Linked DNA regions of Homo sapiens: all the other regions are linked to region 5. The links are chromatin contacts, found by Hi-C or POLR2A ChIA-PET in ENCODE. All regions are on one chromosome and are shown on one strand. Each heading gives the region's core, a stretch centred on a gene start or an enhancer-like site at or near the end of the contact. The rest is flanking DNA. Distances are from core to core; before and after follow the strand shown. Region 1 has its middle 76 kb from the start of TBCA. Region 2 holds the start of DHFR (dihydrofolate reductase). Region 3 holds the start of WDR41 (WD repeat domain 41). Region 4 holds the start of AGGF1 (angiogenic factor with G-patch and FHA domains 1). Region 5 holds the start of ARSB (arylsulfatase B). Region 6 overlaps LOC101929154 (a long non-coding RNA gene).

Region 1 (3,821 bases), core at 771-3,270, 1.1 Mb before region 5:
ACGCCCGGGCCTTGTCTCCTCCCGCCCAGCCGACGCCAGGCGCGCAGTCAGCCCCGCATCCGTCATTTTCCCTCATTGACTTAGCCCAAGAGCTTCCTCCGAGCTCCCAGACTATCTGTCCCTTAAAGGTTACACGCTGCCGTGCCTCGCTTTGTCTTCCTCGTGCCCTTTCCTGGCAAAAATGGAGACATCACATCCTTGCCCAGCCCCAGCTCAGTATTTATGAAGGTTTTCTGACAAATAGGCAGGCTGGCCACGCATGGGTGACTGCCTTCATTCCGCACTTGGCTTGTTTACATAGGACCAGCACCATTTCCACGGATTAAACAAATCACAGGGAGAAGGAGACATTTATAACCCGCCAACGAGGCCACAGGCAGTTGGAAAAAAATGTGCTAGTGAGTGTGTTGCGCGACTGTGCAAAGTGAAAATGAATGCCCTCTCTGCAAGGCTGACCTTCGGGAGAGGGTGATCCCGGCAGCCCGTGTGTTTGCCGCACGCGAGGGACATGCGTGCAGAGGGGCCGCGTGGATTCGCGTGTCAGGGAGGGTTTAGACTACTGGTTAGAGTGCCATTCAATTACTCGGAGTTGGACCTCTCCCGAGGACACACACAAAGGCCAGGGAGCGCGAGTGCGCGTTCCCTCTCCCAGAGTGTGTGTATGTGTGTGTCTATGTGTGACTGTGCCCGTGGGACACTGTGCGCGCGACCATCGCAGGACCCTCCATCCAGCAGTTAACCCTTGGCAGGCCGGCTCAGGAGAGAGGAACTCCGAGGGGGCGCGCTTCTGCTCTACTCCAGCAAGGCTTTTACAGGCCGGCGCGAGGTGCGGGCGGTCCCGTGCGCGCGCGCGCGTGTATGTGGGTGTGTGTCTGTGTGGTGGGTGTGTAAGAGGGACAATGTGTGTGCCTGCACGTGGCGTGTGCGCGTGTGATCAAGTGTCTATGTGGCGTGTGCGTGTGTGGTGTGGGTGTGCGCGGCGTGCATGTGTGCGTGTGTGCACGCGCGAGAAGTGCGTGTGTAGGCGCGTGTGCAAGTGCGCGCGCGTGTGTTTACACTTCCAGAAGTCAAATCCTTTCTAGGACTCCCCCTTGCTTCACCCGGAAGTGTTCGGTGACCCCTCCACCCAATTAATGAAAACAAAGCAAAGGGCCCGAGCGGGCCTCCGACAGCCCGGGGCTTGCGGAGCTGGACGCCGACAGGGCGTCAGCCCGGTCGCTCGCGGCGCGGAGGCTGCTGCGGTTCGGAGCTGGGGTTCTGCACTCTCGCTCCCGGCTCCCGGCTCCCGGCTCCCCGCCACCCGCAGCCTCCTCGCGCCGCCGCCGCGGGCACCGCCGGGGCTTCAGTGACACCAGGCACCCGCCCCGGGCCGCGGGAGGAGGAAATTCCCTGCAAAATAGCAATGGTTCCGAGAAAAGGATCACAACAAAATATTGAATAAATTCCCTTTTAATTTATTTGATCATTCCACATTACGGGGCTATGAATTGCTCAAATTTGATAACAAGTACTCAATTCAACTCATTATGTAAGTTAAATTAGACTTCGATAAAATTTCAGTGGCGCGCAGTGGTTCCTCGAATGAAATGTAATTTGTGCAAGAATTTGTTGTATCTGTCACAAATATTTCCAATTAGCGACCGTAATTATTTGATAGTTTCTGCAATTATGGCTTAAACGGGTGAATTTGGGACTGTGGAGGACCCTAATTGGCCTAAATTTGATATTTTGCATATTTGCATAATGAGGAAATTGGTAGAAAATTGTGTTCATTCATTTGTGAAAAATCCTATGAATTTTATGAATTTGAAAGCTCTGTTTGTGCAGACTGTGACTTTGCCTGCTGATCCCTGAGGAGCTGACGCTGAACGCCTGAATGGGCAGCGCGCCAACTTCGCTGCTCCAGGAGGGGGGTGGGGAGGGAGAGGAGGAGGAGGAGGATGAGGAGAGAGGGGAGGTGGAAGGCTGTGGTAACGGTGGGCGGAGGCGGGACCATGGCGCATGCTCCGCGACGTCCCGGGCCGCGGGCGGAATCCCCCGGCTAACCTCCTTGGGGGTGAGACTGGGTGGGATGGGGGTCGGTGGGGGAAGTTGCATGGGGTGTTATACCCGCCCGGTTACAGGCCGCTGCCCTGTAGCATAACTGCGCGCGCGCGAGCGCACACACACACACACACACACACACACACACTTGCTCTCAATGAGAAATGTACCCAATCTGCTAGGTGGAAGGGGTAATTGTGGAGGGGTGAGGTCTTGAGATGATGGTAACTCTGCACTTGTTTAAGTTAAATTGCCAAAGCTTCTCCTCTCAGTAAAAATGTTTGATCTATGGCGCTGTCAATTTAAAGTGTTTAAAGAGAAGCAAAAGCATAGATTTTAAGCTGCTTTGCCCAGCACCCATTCATCATGCATCAGAGATTTTAAAGTTTCATGGTTGCTGTGGTTTAACATCTCAACTCTCTGACACAAGAATCTAGATGGAGGAAATAGCTCTGCAGTCAGAGGCTTATGACTAAAGGAGAAGGATCATGGCAAAAAATAAAATGCACAAAATACTCATTTCTGCCCATGCAAAGAAAGGGTGGTCTATTTTAAGGGGACAGGTTATGTTAATAATTATAAATAGAAGTGGAACCCACTTTTAACCAAAAATTACTGAAACAATGCCACCAATTTCTTTACAGGAGGGAGATGGGAGAAACTAGTTCAAAAGAAACCAAACAAAATCCCCAAACACTCCATCTCCTTTCTAATAAATAATGTTTTTCCCCAAGTATTTTGTTGCAGATATCCTGTATTTTCATCAAAACCCATCAAAAAAAGTCATCCTCTATGATTCTTGAATGTAACATTTTTAGATACTCCCTTAATTTCTATAGATCTTAGATGCATAAAACCAAGCAAAACAGACTCATAGTGAAGAACATGATAATATCTGGCTTTGCAGTTAAGTGCCCCGTAAAACTGCTCTGCTTGTGAACATTACTTTTGCTGGGAAAGACTTTCTTATCTACATGGAAGTGGGTAATGTGAGTGTCTAACAGGCTATAAATGCTTAAGTGCTTTGTTTCACAGTGCATTTTCAGTAAAGGTCAAAATAAATTCATCTTCCTTTAATGCAGTATTTATGTTTGTGCAAGGTTTGGAATAAAATCACCATTAAACTTCCATATGAAAAAACGAATAGGAAAATGGGAGCTGTGTCTTTGGTTCAGTCTTTTGTGGATGGAAAGGTATCATTTGAGGATGGAAACAAATAGAAGAAAACCAGTCAGTCACTTAAGACAGAATTTGAACAATGCAAAGATATTATTTTACTAATATTTAAAGTGAATTAAATAGGTGTTTTTCCATTTTAATTTAAATATTCTTGAGAACAGTAAAAGACAGATGACCACGGTGTCCAACGTTCGGAAAATAGGGGCAATAACATCCTTGCCCATATCACAGTATTTTGATAAAAGATCCAACAAGAATATTGGGTATTAAGTCTCCTACTATTATACTGTTGTTGGTGGCAGCATCATCATGATCACTATTGTTATAAGTAGCAGTAGTAGTATTATTGTGACATTAGTATTAAGATAACATGTAAAGAAGGATCTTGAGGGCAGAGTTGAAAATTAGCCCAGACCTCCTTCGATTACAGCATGAAAAGGAGCAGGTCATTCACATCTTTTTCTAGCTTGCACACATGATCAGTGATCACCATGAGTAGAATAATCTTCAAATACAAAGGATAATAGTTCATTCTCTTCTTCATTTAACAACACGTCATGTTAAATTTGGGGGATATAGATATTATTTATTTAACCTGT
Region 2 (3,716 bases), core at 472-2,971, 1.7 Mb after region 5:
CATCTCTACCAGTGACCTAAGTGTCAAACCCAAATGCCTTGTATCTGTCCCATTAAAGAGATGCAGCATCTGCTCCTTTCTTACTGTTTCCATTTCCTCTGCCATGCCTCCTCTTACAACCATAAATATCCAGGTCTCTTAGGTTTTAAACGGGGCATCTCTCAACCCCCACATTCTTTTCCTTGGTTATTCCCTTCCCTCCAACAGTTCAATTCACCTAGATCCCCACGCCTGAAATTATCCTAGATGTCCTAGAGGCGCCTCATCATTACAATGGTACATTATTCTCCACTCCTTTACATGTCACGCCAGCTTTCAAACTGAAAATCTGAGCGTTCATCCCTGGTGCATCACCTTTAAATTCGAGATCTCCAAAATCCAGGGTCATGTAACCTTAAAAAATTTTTACCCTCTCTTCTCCACTGCCCTTGTTCAGGCCTTATCTCTTCCAGCAGCTGTTCCAAAGGCCTACTCTGTTTTCCTTTCGGAGTGCTCACCTCCACCGAAGCCTCCACCCAGCTGCCAATTCTGCCCCATGCCTGATAATTTGCTCGTGCGTTGACATACATAAAATTTCTAAGACAAAAATTTTTTAATAATGGTAAATGAACCTTGGGAACTGCATACAGATCATACAGATCCATAATAAGAGAAAAGGTCCCAGATTAACACGGAAAACTTTCCATTTAACTAACATTTGCACTGGTAAACTTCATCAAGCAAGACCCTACTTAATCCCACATTACCTTCTACTGAAGAGGTTGTGGTCATTCTCTGGAAATATCTGAATTCATTCCTACAAGTTAGAGAAACAGCGTTACTCGAAACATTATCCCTTGGGCTCGAGCTCTAAGGCACCTGACAAACGGAGCGCTGTGGGTAGGGGTGAGGTGTTTTCTCCAGGGCTGGGACTTTGCCCTGGGCGAGGGCGCCGCAGGGCAAAGACCTCACCGGGCAGCAGAATCCGGGCAGAAATCAGCAACTGGGCCTCCCGCGCAGCAGAAAAGGGGAATCCAGTCGGGCCCACCCTTCCTGCCAGCGCAGACCGCAAGTCTGGCCCCATCCTCTCGCCGGGAGTCGGCCACCCCGACCGTGGGCAGCCTGCGCCCGTTTGGGTCCCATCGCCCCGGCCCGGCAGATACCTGAGCGGTGGCCAGGGCAGGTCCCCGTTCTTGCCGATGCCCATGTTCTGGGACACAGCGACGATGCAGTTTAGCGAACCAACCATGACAGCAGCGGGAGGACCTCCGAGCCCGCTCGTTACAGCAGAACGCGCGGTCAAGTTTGGCGCGAAATTGTGGCCGCCCCGCCCCCCTCGTCCCCATTTGTGCAGGCGAGGCCCCGCCCCCCCGCCCCGGCGCACGCAGGGTCGCGGCGTGCTCGCGCCCGCAGACGCCTGGGAACTGCGGCCGCGGGCTCGCGCTCCTCGCCAGGCCCTGCCGCCGGGCTGCCATCCTTGCCCTGCCATGTCTCGCCGGAAGCCTGCGTCGGGCGGCCTCGCTGCCTCCAGCTCAGCCCCTGCGAGGCAAGCGGTTTTGAGCCGATTCTTCCAGTCTACGGGAAGCCTGAAATCCACCTCCTCCTCCACAGGTGCAGCCGACCAGGTGGACCCTGGCGCTGCAGCGGCTGCAGCGGCCGCAGCGGCCGCAGCGCCCCCAGCGCCCCCAGCTCCCGCCTTCCCGCCCCAGCTGCCGCCGCACATAGTAGGTTCTGTCTGGGACTGGGCAGGGCCATCGGGGCTGGGGGGGCGGGGCTTGTGGGTAAGGCGGGCGGAGGCGGGGACCCTCCGCCCGATGATAGGGCTGGAGGAGGAAGGGGCGGGCTGAAGAAGGGGAAGGTGGGAAGAGCCCAGCCGGGGCTACAAATTGGGTGAAGCGCTGAGGTTTTAGTACTTCCGTTTGAGGAGATAGGCAAAGGTTATGCAGGTTTTTAATGGCAGGCCTGAGACAGGAACTCAGGTCTCCTGACTCCCATTCTGATGAGGGGGCTTGTGGGCAAGGGGTGCGTCTTTTAACCTCCATCCTTTTTTTTTTTCCTTGGTGGTCGAAGAGTTTTACTGATTTTTTAAAAAAGTGCTGGATTGGGTGACTAGAAGAAAGCTGCCCTTAGGTCTCCAGTTTTTAAGACTGCAACAGCATGGCTCAATATTTGAAATCACTACGGTTAAAAGCAGTCATATTGTGCAGTTCCCCAGTGAACTCTTTTTGTAGTTTAGATTATAAAGTCTGAAATACAGTTTGGGTGGATAAAGTTTCTTAGGATGGTATAGATGTGACTAATCATGGAGTCCTTCCTGTTGCCATCCTTCAACGCAATAAGTACGTTTGTTTGTTTTTAAACCAGAGATACTGCCACAGGAAAAGCCCAAGGGTGACCCCTCACTTGGGTCACCTGCACAGTATTTTTCAGATTGAGGCTGTGGAAGGGCATTGAAGACTGGTGTTTAGCCACCTACCGTGTTTTAATGTAGGTGGCAGCTTGGGTGCTTCAAAATCTTGTTCCTTTCGTATATATTTCTCCCTTAAAATGATTACTCCTCTTCTGTTTTTTTTGAGGACGAGCTACGTTTTCATGAATTCACCAAAATTTTGCACCCACCATTTAAAGGGTAGCTGGTGAAGGACTTATGTATGCTTTTGGCAAGTTTTCTGCCAAGAAAAAATTCATAATCTTGTCACATCTTTAGTGATGAACATAAACCTTTTAAACAGGAAACACTTAAATTGCAGTGAACATGTCAAAAATGATACTGTTCTTTTATTACCTATCTTTTCCCCTCTGTGCCTTTGCTACATAACTGTTTATTTCTTAGAGGTATTTTATTTAGCATATGTAAGTAGGGTGATTCAAGTTTTATAATTAGAGAAAGCTGAAGGCTCATTGAATCAAGACCGGTAGCAGCCTTGGTTTCAATTAATTCTAAACACGGCTTGAGTTGCTGAGGCTCCTGACTATCAGACTCTACCTTGTCTTTTATGGTGTTAAAAACAGTTCACCCATAGGGTTTTCCAGAGCTAAAAGTAGAGGATTCTTTGAAGAGTGGATGGCAAGGAACCTTGTCATTCAGTTGTAAGGTTTAAATTGCTTCACATACGTCAGGCCTTCTCAGAGTAGAGATAACACATCATTTTCTAACCTTCCCGATATAGGCTACAGAAATTGACAGAAGAAAGAAGAGACCATTGGAAAATGATGGGCCTGTTAAAAAGAAAGTAAAGAAAGTCCAACAAAAGGAAGGAGGAAGTGATCTGGGAATGTCTGGCAACTCTGGTGAGTTGTGGGGGATTCTTTTTTCTCCTCAGTCATGGCTCTGGTATTCTGGAATTCTCCAGAGGGCAGAAGAGCGTATTAGAATTGTGTCTTTTTTCTTTGTGGAGAAAGGTCCCTTTTGTTCCTGAGCAGAGTGGCCCCCTATAGGTGATGGTGATGTGTATAGGAGGTTAAGGGGATGGTAGAGCTACAATTCTGCAATTTAGCTGTAGTTCTCCCAACTTTCTCCTTTATTCCTTCTAGCTATTTTTGTCCTGGTTATAAAATTAAAACATTCTTGCTACAGAAATTTCAAACAGTACAGAAATGTGGAAGGTAGGCAGTGATAGACCCCATAATCCCTCCCTTTGAGTGAGGCCCACTGCTATTGGTGTTCTGTATATACTTCCAGATTTTAAAAATTTGTACATGTGTATATGTGCATAGTCATAAGCTCAAAAATTAGT
Region 3 (3,746 bases), core at 265-2,764, 1.5 Mb before region 5:
TATGGCTATTCAATAATCCACAATCTCAAGGATTTAGGATTAATCTGAAATAAGAAATTTTTAAAAACAGACAATACCGTCAACTGCAAAGACATGCGGAAGTTAAAATTGAGAAGACTGCCTACTCTCAACAATCCAATTTCTTACTTTTAACAATCTAAACAAATACTTCTTATGAGAAATAAAATGCAATTCACAAATTCTGTTCTTGTCAGGCCTCTGAGCCCAAGCTAAGCCATCGCATCCCCGGTGACTTGCACATATACGCCCAGATGGCCTGAAATAACTGAAGAATCACAAAAGAAGTGAAAATGCCCTGCCCCGCCTTAACTGATGACATTCCACCACAAAAGTGAAAATGGCCGGTCCTCGCCTTAAGTGATGACATTACCTTGTAAAAGTCCTTTTCCTGGCTCATCCTGGCTCAAAAAGCTCCCCTGAGCACCTTGCCCCACTCCTGCCCGCCAGAGAACAACTCCCCTTTGACTGTAATTTTCCTTTACCTACCCAAATCCTATAAAACGGCCCCACCCCTATCTCCCTTCGCTGACTCTCTTTTCGGACTCAGCCCGCCTGCACCCAGGTGATTAAAAGCTTTTATTGCTCACACAAAGCCTGTTTGGTGGTCTCTTCACACGGACGCGCATGAAAGTTCTTGTGTGGCATACGAAATAAATTTGGGACCTCAAAATTTCCAAGACTGCAAAAATTATTTTATTCACATTTCAAATGTAAATTTCATTACACACGGTCTATTCAATTATTCGGGCCCATGAAGAAAGTGTGACTATGAAACCAAAAACAGCAGTTAATTAGAAAATCATGTTCTTGACCTTGAAGCAGATTACTTTTTAAAAATAATTATATCCTTTTTCGGTTGTTGGATAAGTAAATTAATTTTATATTCCCTGACCAAGTATCAGTAGACGCCAGGAAGAGACACCAATTCAAATAAACCAAAAGTGGAAAGCTGCGGTCACAACTCGTTCGTTTCTAGCTAAATCGTATACTTTTTAAGTGGAAATGAAGATAGTTTCGGTAGCCAGAAGCCCTAAGTTGTCACAGGTCCCAATAGGACTGCTGACCAGCTGAGCGTCCCTGAGCCAGGATCTCACGATTCAGCTAGCCGTGGGACGGGGCCGGGGGTCTGCAGCTCCAGGGTGCGCCTGGGGTCCCGCCGGGTCTGAGGAGCTCCGGCTCCCGCGCCCTCCGCCCCCACCGTCGTGAGAACAGCGCGTGGCACGAGCTCAGCAGCCAGCCCCGCCTCCGCCCGGGTCCCCGCGGTCGGAACCCAGGAAGGCCGAACCGGAACGAAGCCGCCCCTCCAGCAAGCTCGACGGACGCAGAGCAGACCCACCCGGGGTTTACCTCGGCCAGTCCCTGCGGTTCTCGGCCTCCCCCGATCAGCCATCGCAACATCCGGGCAGCGGCGGCGTCTTGCCCGGTCCAGCCCCAGTCAGCCCAAACTCCGCCCCAGGCTCGGCCTCCTCCTTCCTCCCCGGCTGCAGCGCAACTGAGACGCTAATACTTCCCGCCCCAGATCAGCCCACGGGCCGAAGGAATGCAGACCACAGTTGAGGGAGAATTTTTGTCCCCAAAGCGCTCCCGTACCCAGCCACGGAGGCTTAGTTTGGGCAGTCGCTTGGGGTGCGGCGGCCGACGGCGGGGGCGGCTGCGGCGATTGCGGGGCGCGCGCTGCTCCGAGTGAGCACGCGCGGGAGCGCCGCCGGGTAGCGCACGGAGCTTAGGTAGCTCGAGCGGCCCCTGGTGGACGCGCGCGGAGCAGCAACCCGACCCCGGCGAGCAAGCGCGCACGAAGAATAATGCCCCTCCCTGTGACATGGCTTTAGTATCCTCCACTTCCTAGGGTACCAGGAAATCTCCCCTGCTTTCCCAAGAGCTTGCTGAAGAAGGTGTACCGCAGTAGACTTCTGCATCCAGACAAATCCAGTGGCTCATGTGTACAGCCGAATAAATCCGGCCAACATTTACTGTGTGCTATAGTACAGCTACTGTGCTAAGGCTTTACATAAATCCTCATGGTAAACCTATATCCTCTATTTTACACATCAAGAAACTAAAGCTCTGAATGATTAGGTAATTTGTCTAAAGATAACAGCTAGGAAGTGGCTACATTGGTAGTGTTCTTGACCGTATGCTATATTAACATAGAATCTCCCTAAAGAATAGAAGGCAGTTCATATACCTTTTTTTGACTACTACATTTTCTTAGGTAGTCAAAGGGCTGTGGTTATCTATGCTGACTGCATATCAGAATTACCTGGGTAGCTTTTGAAAATGTAGATTCCTGGCTTCCACCTCAGACTCATTAAAATAATCTTTGTGGTTGGGACGTAGGAATCGGGGTTTTGGGAAGGCTCCTCAGGTGATTCTGATGAGTAGCAAGGTCTGAAAATCACTGGTCTAGGAACTACTTATACATATCATGTTTGCAAAAGTATAAATATATATATTTGCATATGTATTAGGTTCAAATAATCCTCCTAGCAGTAAATTGTTGTAGGGAATCTACAAATGTCCCAACTAATGCATTAATTCAGCAAACATGTATTGGACACAGATGCACTAGAGAAGCAGAAAGGAATCACATAAAATGCTGCTCTGGAGGGACAAGGCATAATGTCCCAGTCACCAATAAGAGAGAGCCATACATCCCACTTTAAGCTAAGTTGGTTGTGAGCAGCTACACAAACTTACAGTCCCTCTGGAACTCGGATCTCCTATAATTCATCTTTGTATTCCTTTTGAGTGCACTCGGCAAGAACACACTCCCAAGGATCAGGAGCATGTTGCCTTCTGTGTGCTAGCCCCAAATTGCAGTCTGCATACAGTTGAAGACAGACCAAAACAGAGACTATCCCCTGGGAAAGAGGGACTTATCTTTAAGTAAAACAAAACTCAGAGACATCAGGAGTTCAGTTCTGGAAGGAATATCTTCACGTGAGACAATGTGGTTGCCCAAATAGCCTACATTTTATTCTTCTGATTATCCACATTCTTTAGGGTTTGCCCCATGCTCTTTAGGGTTTGCCCAATGCCACATTACTCTGATGTAAGGGACATTCTGCTGATGCTTTAAAGCACTGGTCCAGGGTTGAACACTTCCTCCCTTGGTTCCTCTTAGGACAGCTAAGAAAGAATTTTTTACAAGATTAGTATATTATTGGGCACACAATGTATAAAGATGTAATTTGTGGCATCAATAGAAAGGGTGGGGGTGGAGCAATATAGGAGCAGAGTCTTTGTATGCTATTGAAGTTACGTTGGTATAAATTAAAATGAGATTGTTATAACGTTAGGATGTTAAATGTAATTCTCATGGTAAACACAAAAATACCTGTAAAATATACATAAATGGAAATGATCAGGGAATCAAAACATTTACTACAAAAAATAAGCTAAATACAAAAGATGGCAGTAATAGAGAAAATGAGGTACAAAAAAACTATAAGGCATATAGAAAACAAATAGAAAAATAGAAATTCCTCTTTATCAGTAATTACTTTAAATATAAATAGATTAAACTGTCCAAAGAAAAGGCAGATTGACAAAAAAAAACCAAACTCTAGAATCCAACTATATGCTGTCTATGAAAGACTGACTTTAGATCAAAGACACAAATAGATCAAAAGGGAAAGAATAGAAAAAGATATTCCATGCAAATAGTAACCAAAAGAGAACTGGAGTGGCTGTACTAACAGCTGACAAAATAGACTTTAAATCAA
Region 4 (3,394 bases), core at 156-2,655, 2.0 Mb before region 5:
AGCATTTTTCTCCCCTTTTCCACAGAATATTGTCTCTCTCTTATTTTCCCACCAGGGATGCTCCTTTTTGCGACTCAGACCTAATGTACTTGCTCTATTTTCCCGGGGGGTCTAAACTCAGGAACCAGAAGAATGACTAAATGAGAAATAAAAGTAAAATTCTGAGCCCCTGAACTGACTGAATAGACCCATTGTTCACTACATAGAAAGCCAGTCATTGAGACAAGGAGTATTGCCAGGGAAGAAGGTTCTATTTGGGTGCTGCAGCCAAGGAGAATAGGAAATCAGTCTCAAATCCATCTCCTCAACCAACTAAAATTAGAGGTTTATATGGCAAGGGAGAAATGTGACTACATGTGAGAAAACAGGAATTAGTGAGCGGTAAGGATGAGGACTTGTTCAACAGGCAGCAGGTGGCTGGTTAGGCAATCATGATGGGTGAGGGGTATGGTGCCTCATTGTCCAGATGCAGTGATCTGGTAAGTTTCAATTCCTTGATACTATCTGGGAGGCCTCATGGTTGGTTTCCCAAGAAAGGAACTCAGATAAGAAAGATGTAACTTTCTGAAGTTTTAAGACTGGGAGGGTAAATTTCCAGGTTTATTCAAAAGAAACCATAAACATCAGTTCTATAGGACAGTTGGGCTGATTTCACACCAACCAGCATTCCTTCCTGATAAGAGACCACCAACCACAGAGAAGTTCTGGCCAATCTACCAGGGACTCACAGCGAGGGTTTTCATGTCCTCTGCTTTGCCATTTGACATCAGAGGGCTGAAAACTTCACACTGGGATCATGCTAACACCACCATTTTTTGAATATGGGTCCCATAGAGAGGCAGGAAGCTTAATTGTGCATGTGCATATTTCTCCTTTCATAAATATTCATGAATCCTCCTACAGCTCATTGAATATATTTGGCCACCCTGCTCAGCATAAATTTCTGTTCCCTTTGTCCTTCCTTCCAAGTGTCTGTTCTCAGCTTCTGACCAGAGGCTATGCTTCCAAGCCTGTCAGAAAGGCCACCCTGCAGGCTGTAACCCTTCATGAGAAATAAAGCCCTTTTCTAAATTTATTAACCTCCTCATTCTTCAGTTGACATAAGTAGAGCATCATAGTCCCCACAAATCATTTCTGGGATACTCTGTTCTTATTTGTAAAACAAGGAGATAGGAAATGCATGCTATACTAAAAGTTTGTTCAAAGAACATCCGCACGTGCAAATGTCTGAGACCAGAGGCTGCAAGCCTCCCTGTCGCTCTTAGGGCTTCGGTAGCCACATTGCCACAGCTCTCCACGCCCTCAGGTAACGCCCCTCCGCAGGCCGAGACGTCGGCACGTACACTGTCAGGTCTTCCCGCTTTCCGTCGCTTCCTGTTCCGTCTTGGTCCCGCCTGCCGCTGGCGCCGTTGTTTCCGGCTCAACTGGGGAGCTGCTGGAGCTCTTCTGGCCTCTGGTTTTCCGACTGCTTATCCGACGCTCCTCCCTCTGTCTCTGTAGCTGGAGAAGGTAGTTTCCAGGAAAGTTTTCCGGTTTGCAGGCCGCGCACATCGGGCAGGGGCCATCCTCGGTCCCCTTGCTCGTTGCTCGCAGCCCCGTTCGGCTACAAGTGAGTTTCAGGGCGTCATGGCCAGGGGCCACCGCGGCCAGCCGGGTGTGAGGCTGCCTTTCGCTGCCCGCGCGCTCCAGTGGTCTCTGGGTCCGCCGGCGTCCGTTTCGGCCTGAACGCAGCCCCTCCGCGGCGACGAGCAGTCTCGCGCCGGAGCTCATGGCCTCGGAGGCGCCGTCCCCGCCGCGGTCGCCGCCGCCGCCCACCTCCCCCGAGCCTGAGCTGGCCCAGCTAAGGCGGAAGGTGGAGAAGTTGGAACGTGAACTGCGGAGCTGCAAGCGGCAGGTGCGGGAGATCGAGAAGCTGCTGCATCACACAGAACGGCTGTACCAGAACGCAGAAAGCAACAACCAGGAGCTCCGCACGCAGGTGCGCGGTCCTCCTCAGCCCCGCGCCCCATCCAGCCCAGGCGAGGCCTTCGAAGCCCGTGATAGCCTCGGAAGGGGTCCCTGGCAGGGGCTCAGAACTACTGTAGAGTACTTAAAGTAAATAAGTAGAAGCTCAGCGCAGTTACAATTCCAAGTACCTTAGGAGCAAACCTGAGTTCAGGTTACTTGATTTAAATCAATGTCTCGCGGCTGGCGTGAATTGAACTTAAGTACTGTGGCTACATTGTCTTCATTCTCACTTGACCTAACATCCCATTGGCAGTAGGCGCATTTACTGTAGATCACATTTGAGTTTATTAAAATGCTGGACTTGAGTCAGAATCCCATCTCTGCTATTCACTGGGTGTGTGAACTTATATACCGAGTCTCAGTTCCCCATTAAATGAGAATGATAGCTCACAGTAGTAAAGGTGAAGTAAAACAAACAATTTTACAAACTTTTGAATGCTATACCTGTTTAAGGTTGCTCTTCTGGGCGTTTATCATCTTCGGCTTTCTTGTGTAAGTAGGGACGATATATAACTGCTTTTGTTGGAGACGTTAAGCAGCTTATTTCGTTTCCAAGATGGTAGGGGCAAATGTTAATACTTAAACTGTCACATTAAAAACAACCTTGGCTGGACGCGGTAGCTCACGCCTGTAATCCCAGCACTTTGGGAGGCCGAGGCGGGCAGATCACCAGGTCAGGAGTTCGAGAGCAGTCTGGCCAGCATGGTGAAATACAAAATTTAGCCGGGCGTCTCTACTAAATACAAAAATTAGCCGGGCGTGGCGGCGGGCACCTGGAATCGCAGCTAGTCGGGAGGCTGAGGCAGGAGAATTGCTTGAACCTAGGTGGTGGAGGTTGCAGTGAGCCGAGATCGTGCCACTGCACTCCAGCCAGGGCGACAGAGTGCAACTCTGTCTCAAAATAAAAACCAAAAAACCAAGAGCATAGTATTTTTTTCTACCTTGTTGGCAGGCCCTCTCTGCCAACAGATTATTTCCACATAGTAACTAGTTTCAATTTGACCGTTGTCTAGTCCTTCATAATTTATTGGTGGTTTCCTAAAACCAGTATATAGGCTGAACACTGAAACGTCATCAGACTTCTTTGTTTTGTTACCAAATGGACTATGAAAATAACTGTTGAGTTGCAATGACTTTGTATGACCATTACATGGAGTTCCTGACATGACATTATTGGAAAGTTTTTGTTTAGTCAATTTAAACACCTACGGTGTGTAATAACTATGCTAGGAAAATACAAATATGGTAAAAAAAAAAAAAAAAAAAAAACAGGGAGAGGTGGCTGGGCGCGGTGGCTCACGCCTGTAATCCTAGCACTTTGGGAGGCCGAGGCGGGCGAATCACGAGGTCAGAAGATCGAGACCATCCTGGCTAACACAGTAAAACC
Region 5 (3,927 bases), core at 776-3,275:
CTCAGGTGATCCACCTGCCTCAGCCTCCAAAGTGCTGGGATTACAGGCGTGAGCCACCGTTCCCGGCCCAGGAATGGGTTTCTGAAGTTGGTATTTGCTTTCCTGTCCAACTCTGTTGGAAGGGAGGAAGTTGGAGAAATGAATGGCCCTTCCATTCTTTTGCAATCTGAGTTCAGTTCTCTTACTTCAAAGCAAATGCAGAACCCTTTGGGCAAACCTCACCTTTCCCTTCTTCTTCTTCTTTACTGGCACATCCCTTTACTCCCACAAAGTGTCCAGGGTGAGATTTACACAATGTAGGGGATTCCTAATTACACGTAGCAGCCAAGGTCAGAACCGCCAAAAGTACTAAGGTGGATGGTGAAGGGAAGCATCCTTTACTCCCATTTCTAACCTTGGCTACAGCTATTTCTCACCCTTAGCAACACCCAATCTTTCCTCTTTATAAAAGCCTTCAGACCACTGCGCATATCTTTATCACAAGTAAGCCCTCCCTTCTCTTGATCTTAGGACCACGTGAGGCTAGGGTTGATCTGACAGGTTATGCGAACACACACTTGGGAGGGCAACATTCAAATATATATCCCCTGTCAGTAGCACAGTAAGCTCAAAATATTTTTGTTGAGTAAACAGCATATGTACTCTGTGAAGGCATGCAGGTGGTATCCAACAGTTCCCATTTACTGTATTTAATATGGTCATAATAACTTCAGGGTCTTAGAAATATGACAATCGTATTCAGATTGAGGGGAAAAAAGGCCAATTTCATAAGCCCGGGACGACCAGTGGATGCAGGAAAAGCACAACGGACACTGCCTTGACCACTTTCTAGCTGTGCGATTCTTATGCCAACGAGCCTTTACAGGCTTCCTGCCTCGTCTGTAAAACGGGGTAAAAACAACTACCTCATGCACTGTTTCAATAATTCACTTTAAAAACAACAAAGTGCTATGCAAATGTTCTTGATATTCTTAGCCATCTAACATCTATGCACGCTCTACATTTATATTTCCTTCGTTAACTGTGGAGCCGTTCCTAAAGGGAAGCTTTTAAAGCGATAATGAAGATGCTCAGAAGAGTTCAATACAAGGTTACATGTGAAAGGAATGTCAGCAGCCTAAGAAAAATCAACCTAGCATCAGGTTTCATTCCAGGGGTGTTGAGAACCTGGAAAAAAATAATCTTTGGTGGGACACTCCTAACCTATCACCGCTGGGTTCCCACGGGCCAGGGTCGCACCCACGGCGAGCACCCCTTCATTTTACCTCTCCCCTCGTCTTTGCTCCCAGCCCACGCCCTCCCCAGCCTCCCACCTCAGGACCGCTCCGCCTGCCGGCCGCGGCGCCCAGCACCCGGCATTCCCATAAACCCCTTCGCCCGGAGCTTCAGAAAACGAAAGACAAAGCCACCCGCCCAACCCGGCGGCCGGGGCGCGGGTCCGCGGGGCGCCAGAGCCGGGCATGCGCAGAGGCCGCGGCGGGCTGCCGGCCTGGAAGAGCGAGGTTGGGGCGAGAAGCCGCCGGGACCCATAACTGGGTCGGCGGTCCGAGCCCCGCCTGCCAGCGCCCGCGGCCTCAAGGGCCGGGTAGGAGCGGCAGGGCGCCGGCGAAAGGCGGGGCGGGGGCGGCGCGGGCGGCGGGGGCGCCGCGTACCTGGTAGCGGCCAGTGAGCAGCTGGCTCCGCGACGGCGTGCACAGCGGCTGCGTGTAGTAGTTGTCCAGGAGCACCCCGCCGGCCGCCAGCGCGTCCAGGTGCGGCGTGCGGATGCGGGAGCCGTGGAAGCCGACGTCGTTCCAGCCTAGGTCGTCTGCCAGCAAGAAGACCAGGTGGGGCGGCCGGCTGGCCCCGGCGCCCGAGCCCGGCGGCGCCAACAACAGCAGCAGCAGCAGCGGGAGGACGACGGGGAGGAGCAGCCGCCGAGGTCCGGGGCCTCGGGGCAAGCTCGCCGCGCCGCGCGGACCCATCCTTGTCCGCCCGCGGTCCCAGCGCCTGTGGCGCCACCAGCCCCTTGTACCGCTGATAGAATGAGGAACTGGGCTGCCGGGGCCTGCTCCGCCCCGGCGCGGGACGGCACCCCCAGCGGGCCGTGGGCTTGCGAGGCCGGGCGCTCGGCCCCCGCCGCCTCCGACCCGGGCCCCCGGCTGCTGTGGCGGAGGAGGAGCCAGAGACGAACCCGCGGGCGCCCGCTGCCCGGCTTCTTGGAAACTCAGCTGACGCTTGGAGGGCACCAAGGCCCGTTATCTTCCCCGGCAATTAAATTTGCACTGTGGTTTCCTAAAAAAAAAAGATGTGTTCTTTAATAACGCTTCACAATTTACAAAGCATCTTCACAGCCCGCGTCTCCTGTAAAGCCTGCAACAACTCTGACAGTTAGACATTATAATTAGTGCCAATTTTTCATAAGAAAAAAGCTTATAAATGGTTAAACCTCTGACTCAGATCCTGAACCATGATGTCTAGCTAGCAAGTCATTTCTAGCACAAGAGCCCAGCCTGTGGCAGGTGGGAGGACGGTGAAAAGGCAGAGGTCTAAATAGCCTTTCACATTCATTTATGCGTAGTGTACACCCATGAAGCCGCTTCCTCCCCACTAGCAAACAGGAGGCCAAACACACAGTCTGATTGCACGGTGCCCTTTGGAAGGTGCGGTTACTTTCAAGTTGCCCTGGGAGGATTTGGAGTGTTGCGTGGTCATTGAATAAATAGCTCATTCGCTTGTCCGGATATGACCCCACTCAGAGCTGGCTCCCCCACTAAGCAGTGACACTAAGAAGCACACAGTATCTAGTTAGCCTGAAATATCTGAGTGGAAGGAAAAAATCCTTTAGTCACGTGCTTATTGAATTAGGAAGTTAGCCGTATGACCAGTAGATTCCCGTTGCCATCCAGACTTTCTGTCTACTCTGTCTGGAGATATTATAGTTGTTAACAGGTGTAGGGGAAAATTTTTGCATTGCCTAGAGACCATACCCTTCCAGGTTGAGTCTGATTCCGTGGAAGTTGTTTACAACTTTATAAGTTATAGATAAATAACAATGGAAAATAATTCTTATTTATATATACACAAATGAACTTTATCCAGCGGAGTAGCAATCCTTCCCCTCCACCACTACCAAGGAAAACAGTTTCACCTCCGCTTGCATATTTATTTTAGTATTCCTGATCTGTTCTTTGGATTGTCCTTTGAATTGGTTTTAACACCTTACCAATTTCCTTATTAATGAGTTAAATAAAATCATGTATTCACTTTTATATTTGTATGAGGGTCATGATTTTACCTTTTTTTCCCCAAGAATCCTTTAACACATGAAATGTTTGCCTCTTACATACACTTTTTTTCTTTGCATGAAGTAGATTAGTTTATGTTGTATGCACTTTAATCTCTAGTGGAATCAATGAAATTTAGCAGAAAAAAGTGAAAATTTTAGCATTAAATTCAAAGAATAACTTTTGAGAGAACTGTTTGACTCATTATGTCAAGGGTTGAACTTTTCATTTAAACACCCTGTAGAAGACCTTGAAGGACTGAGAATTTCCGCTGTGGTTTTGTGTCTTTCTCCCCCGTAATCCTTCCTATTCTCCTTGATAAAAATTAAGAAGAAATAATTGATGGGTGCTAATCTGCAGGAACAATTCCTCCTTTAACCAACTTCCCCTGAAACTAGCTAAACTTGCACAGATTCTTACGTCCTATGTTTTTAAAATAAAAGCATATGTTAATAGTGCTCTGGAAATGTGCAAATTGAAGAGTTAATTCTATTTTCCATCTATGTATTGAACACATAATGTGCAGTACAAGCTAGTTATTTTATAAAATCTCTCAATTGGAGTTTGATGTTTCTTCACAATTAGATAGAGGTTATGGATTTGTGCAGGAATACCACAAAAAGTGATGTGGTATGTTTCTCGGTGCTTCCTATTAAGAGGC
Region 6 (3,459 bases), core at 305-2,804, 1.0 Mb before region 5:
TTTCTCTATCCCTCTCCACCCTGGACATTAGGTTTCCACCACACTATGAGGATACCCACATTTTAATCTTCCCATGGTAATCTCGAGGGTACATTTGCAAAGCAGAATCTGCCTTTCCGATGGAAGTTTCCGAAGAAGTTTCCCACAGGCTCACCACCATATTACGTATTCAAGGAAAATCAACAACTTTGAACTATACCAGAGAGAGTGGTTTTCTTGAATCTGTCATGTCCTATCTTTTTTGTTTTGTTTTGTTTTTGAGATGGAGTCTCGCTCTGCTGCCCAGGCTGGAGTGCAGTGGGGAGATCTCGGCTCACTGCGAAGTCCACCTCTCAGGTTCCAGTGATTCCCCTGTCTCAGCCTCCTGAGTAGCTGGGATTACAAGTGACCACCACTATGCCTAGCTGATTTGTGTATTTTTAGTAGAGACGGGGCCAGGCTGGTCTTGAACTCCCGATCTCAAGTGATCCACCCACCTCGGCCTCCCAAAGTGCTGGAATTACAGGCGTGAGCCGCTGCGCCGGGCCTCATGTCCTATCTTAATAGAATGGACAAGTCCAGGCTTCGAGTTTCCTCGGCTCTAACTGGAATATTACAGCCATTCTACAGGAAATCCAAAGCCCAGAATGACCCTTGGATCCAGAGAAGCAGCCAGAAATATACCATGTACAAACGTGAAATTTTTAAAAGCAGAAAACCAATTGAACATAAAGTAGGTTCCCAAATACATAGAAAATAAATGTAGACAGATAAAATATTGGAAAAAAATAAGGCATAACATTAATTATTTCTTAATTGTGAAAATAGCATGATTTGTTCCTCTTATCTTTCACATATTTCAGTACGTTTCAGCAATGAGTGGGTGTTATTTTCAAAATCATAAGAACATTTTGGTATAAAGATCTATTTTTATTTCAAAGAAGATTCTAAGAACTTTCACATGACGATGAATTCTTCAAAAACACAGTTTTCACAAGCCCTGTCACAGATCCTTCTGGAGACCCGCATACTTCTAGTGTTTGCCCTGACGAATGCCAGTTCTGTTCTTCAAGATTTGCTTGTCAGAAAATGAAGACACACAGAATGAGTTATTTCAGCAGGAAGTGTTCCAGGATTCTGGAAACAGATGATGCTTTCTTTCAGCCTGTTGTCATTCTTCTCCTTCACCAAGATATTGTCGTCATCACTCTGGGTTTAACTCAGCTTGACAGTAGCCACACTTCCATGTTGCTCTTCATCTCTTCCTTTGGTAAAAGTCTGCAAATTGAGGCTCAGCTAACAGCTATTTCATACTAATCAGACACTGGGTCTAAATTAGAACCAAGAAAAGGTCTATGGCAAGATAGGGTGAGGCCACAGCGACATTTTATGCTCTGGATCACCCCTCATGAATGCTTACTAGGCCATTTGCTCTCCTCTTTTACAGGCGAGAGGGTTGTGGCTCTCACTACCTATCATAAACTATGGCAGCGTAACCCTTCACTTGCTTTTCTTATTCACTTCCAGTTTGTGCTGCTGCTAAAATATTCTGCTTCTCAGCTGCCAGTATCGGCGTCTAAATCATCCCCAGTCCAAGGCGCCAGCTCTTCTGGTGCAGAAACCACAGACTCAGCAGCCAGGATGTCATCAGCATACTCGAGATTACATCATCTCCTTCTGCCAACCTTAATACCACTATGGTAACCATCAACAGCAATACCCATGATTATTTCAGTAGAAATATTGAACAGATGTGACAGCCTTGTCAAACTCCTTTGCTGGTGTCCAACCACTCTGTTATACCTTTTGCAATTCTAAAATCTCTCTTCTGGCCATAATAGAGACAGCACATGCTGACCTCCCGCTAGGGAAACTGCTCCCATAGCGTCAGTTGGCATATCAAAGACTAACTACGAACACCACCTTATATACACAGTGCTTTACAGCCTGCTAATCATTTTTGCAGACATTCTCCTTTTTGACTCTCAAGCCAGCTGAGACAGCTGTGGTATAAGTTGAAAGGGCACTGGAGTTTCTGTCAGGAGTTTTGACTTTCTTGGTTGCTTACTACCTTTGAAATCTTGAGCAAATCACTCTGAGCTTGTTTTTTGTCAGTAAAATACTTCTTGTTCTCAACCTAACTTGAAAAACAAATGAGGTGGTACATTTAAAAATAATAAATTATGAAGATAGTTACTCAAACTAATACTTGTACATGAATGTTTCTATCAGCACTATTCACAATAGCCAAAAGGTGAAAACACCAAAATCTCTAGCAACAGACGAATGGATAAACAAAATGTGGTATATCCAGACAATAGGATATTTGTCAACCATAAAGAGGAATGGGCCAGGCGCAGTGGCTCATGCCTGTAATTTCAGCATTTTGGGAGGCTGAGACTGGCAGATGATTTGCGGTTAGGAGTTCAAGACTAGCTTGGCCAACATGGTGAAACCCTGTCTCTGCTAAAAAATATAAACATTAGCTGGGTGAGGTGGTGGCGTGCACCTGCAATCCCAGCTACTTGGAGGCTGAGGCAGGAGAGTTGCTTGAACCTGAAAGGTGGAGGTTGCAGTGAGCCGAGATTGTGCCACTGCACTCCAGCCTGGGCAACAAAGTGAGACTCCGTCTCAGAAAAAAGAGGAACAAAGTATTGAAACATGCTACAGTGTGGCTGAACCCAGAAAACATTATGCTAAGTGAAAGAAGCAAGACACACAAGATCACATATTATATGATCCCATTTATATGAAATACTCAAAGTAGGTCAATCCATAGAGGCAGAAAGCAGATTGGTGGTAGCCAGAGGCTAGGAAGAAGCAGGAAGAGGGGGTGACTGCTTAGTACAGGGTTTTCTTTTGGGGTGATAAAAATGTTTTGGAACTAGATAGAGGTGGCTCTTGCCCAACATTGTAAGTGTACTAAATGCCACTGAATTGTACACTTCAAAGTGGTAAATTTTGTTATATGAATTTTACCTTAATGAAAAATAATAATAAATTATAAAGCACATGAAAATCTAATTAGCATTTCTCAGGGGAAAAACAGCCTCAGGAAGATTAAGTGACTTATGAAAGAACAGAAACTTTCAAAACGAAACAAAGAAGTTCATTCTGAGGGGAGAATGCCGGTCTTTTGACAGGCCAGGAAGGGCTTCTATCCTGCTCTGGGTAGGAATAGAAGTCTAAGCTCTTAAGATGTCACCATTCTCAGCTCTGAAATTTTGTTCTGACTCCCGTATCTCTTGCAAAACCCAATCCCCATAGCACTGTTTCCAGCCTCTTCTACTTATCAGTTCACAGCAAAAGGAAGACAAAATGATCATTTAGAATAAGGAGGTAAAGGGTCATTGGGAGACCAGAGAACTTCTCTCTTTATCTTGTCTAAAGAAAAAGAAGGTTCCTGAATACTGAGTGATAAATTGAGAAGATAGAAAGCTTTGTTAGAATAGAAGGGAATGAAATTAAAAAAAAAAAAAA

What was found. Hi-C counts contacts between places; a loop is a spot of excess contacts on that map. ChIA-PET counts read pairs that join two places held with the same protein, here RNA polymerase II (POLR2A). Pooled maps may share reads with other maps.
Region 1: a loop to region 5 is called in a map of B cell, with 33 times the contacts of the local background. The contact joins the enhancer-like site here to the promoter of ARSB in region 5. A Hi-C loop is called at or near these places in 1 of 168 maps with a recorded cell type or tissue (B cell) and 3 of 50 pooled maps. POLR2A ChIA-PET finds 5 or more read pairs at or near these places in 1 of 52 experiments (activated CD8-positive, alpha-beta memory T cell).
Region 2: a map of CD8-positive, alpha-beta T cell shows a loop between it and region 5 (22-fold over the local background). The contact joins the promoter of DHFR here to the promoter of ARSB in region 5. A Hi-C loop is called at or near these places in 2 of 168 maps with a recorded cell type or tissue (CD8-positive, alpha-beta T cell and naive thymus-derived CD4-positive, alpha-beta T cell), 3 of 37 single-sample maps with no recorded cell type and 13 of 50 pooled maps. POLR2A ChIA-PET finds 5 or more read pairs at or near these places in 2 of 52 experiments (PC-9 and activated CD4-positive, alpha-beta memory T cell).
Region 3: a map of B cell shows a loop between it and region 5 (8-fold over the local background). The contact joins the promoter of WDR41 here to the promoter of ARSB in region 5. A Hi-C loop is called at or near these places in 4 of 168 maps with a recorded cell type or tissue (B cell, CD8-positive, alpha-beta T cell and naive thymus-derived CD4-positive, alpha-beta T cell), 2 of 37 single-sample maps with no recorded cell type and 16 of 50 pooled maps. POLR2A ChIA-PET finds 5 or more read pairs at or near these places in 1 of 52 experiments (activated B cell).
Region 4: a loop to region 5 is called in a map of B cell, with 6 times the contacts of the local background. The contact joins the promoter of AGGF1 here to the promoter of ARSB in region 5. A Hi-C loop is called at or near these places in 3 of 168 maps with a recorded cell type or tissue (B cell, CD4-positive, alpha-beta T cell and naive thymus-derived CD4-positive, alpha-beta T cell) and 7 of 50 pooled maps.
Region 6: a pooled map shows a loop between it and region 5 (6-fold over the local background). The contact joins the enhancer-like site here to the promoter of ARSB in region 5. A Hi-C loop is called at or near these places in 3 of 50 pooled maps.

Annotation. Positions count from the first base shown.
Region 1 is chr5:77,850,716-77,854,536 of GRCh38, forward strand. No RefSeq gene overlaps it. Among named protein-coding and RNA genes, the nearest start is that of TBCA, 76 kb to the left of the region's middle. RefSeq lists enhancers at 484-993, 994-1,501. Within about 2 kb of position 2,021, at least 5 of the 41 ENCODE cell types and tissues checked have a DNase peak (open chromatin) inside an H3K27ac peak, as active enhancers do.
Region 2 is chr5:80,653,262-80,656,977 of GRCh38, forward strand. DHFR (dihydrofolate reductase) reads right to left here and starts at 1,722. Exons shown (of 6, transcript NM_000791.4): 1 at 1,143-1,722; 2 at 747-796. The coding sequence starts at 1,228. MSH3 (mutS homolog 3) reads left to right here and starts at 1,391. Exons shown (of 24, transcript NM_002439.5): 1 at 1,391-1,703; 2 at 3,150-3,270. The coding sequence starts at 1,467. RefSeq lists a silencer at 1,217-1,826 and an enhancer at 1,244-2,012.
Region 3 is chr5:77,490,802-77,494,547 of GRCh38, forward strand. WDR41 (WD repeat domain 41) reads right to left here and starts at 1,515. Exons shown (of 13, transcript NM_018268.4): 1 at 1,369-1,515. The coding sequence starts at 1,419. RefSeq lists an enhancer at 977-1,900 and silencers at 1,021-1,240, 1,681-1,820.
Region 4 is chr5:77,028,999-77,032,392 of GRCh38, forward strand. It overlaps AGGF1 (angiogenic factor with G-patch and FHA domains 1), which reads left to right and starts at 1,406. Exons shown (of 14, transcript NM_018046.5): 1 at 1,406-1,978. The coding sequence starts at 1,769. RefSeq lists enhancers at 1,064-1,643, 1,283-1,632, 1,644-2,223.
Region 5 is chr5:78,983,285-78,987,211 of GRCh38, forward strand. It overlaps ARSB (arylsulfatase B), which reads right to left and starts at 2,026. Exons shown (of 8, transcript NM_000046.5): 1 at 1,653-2,026. The coding sequence starts at 1,964. RefSeq lists a silencer at 1,349-2,208.
Region 6 is chr5:77,934,602-77,938,060 of GRCh38, forward strand. All of the region lies in intron 1 of LOC101929154 (a long non-coding RNA gene), which reads left to right. Among named protein-coding and RNA genes, the nearest start is that of TBCA, 160 kb to the left of the region's middle. RefSeq lists silencers at 432-606, 2,527-2,696. Within about 2 kb of position 1,555, at least 3 of the 41 ENCODE cell types and tissues checked have a DNase peak (open chromatin) inside an H3K27ac peak, as active enhancers do.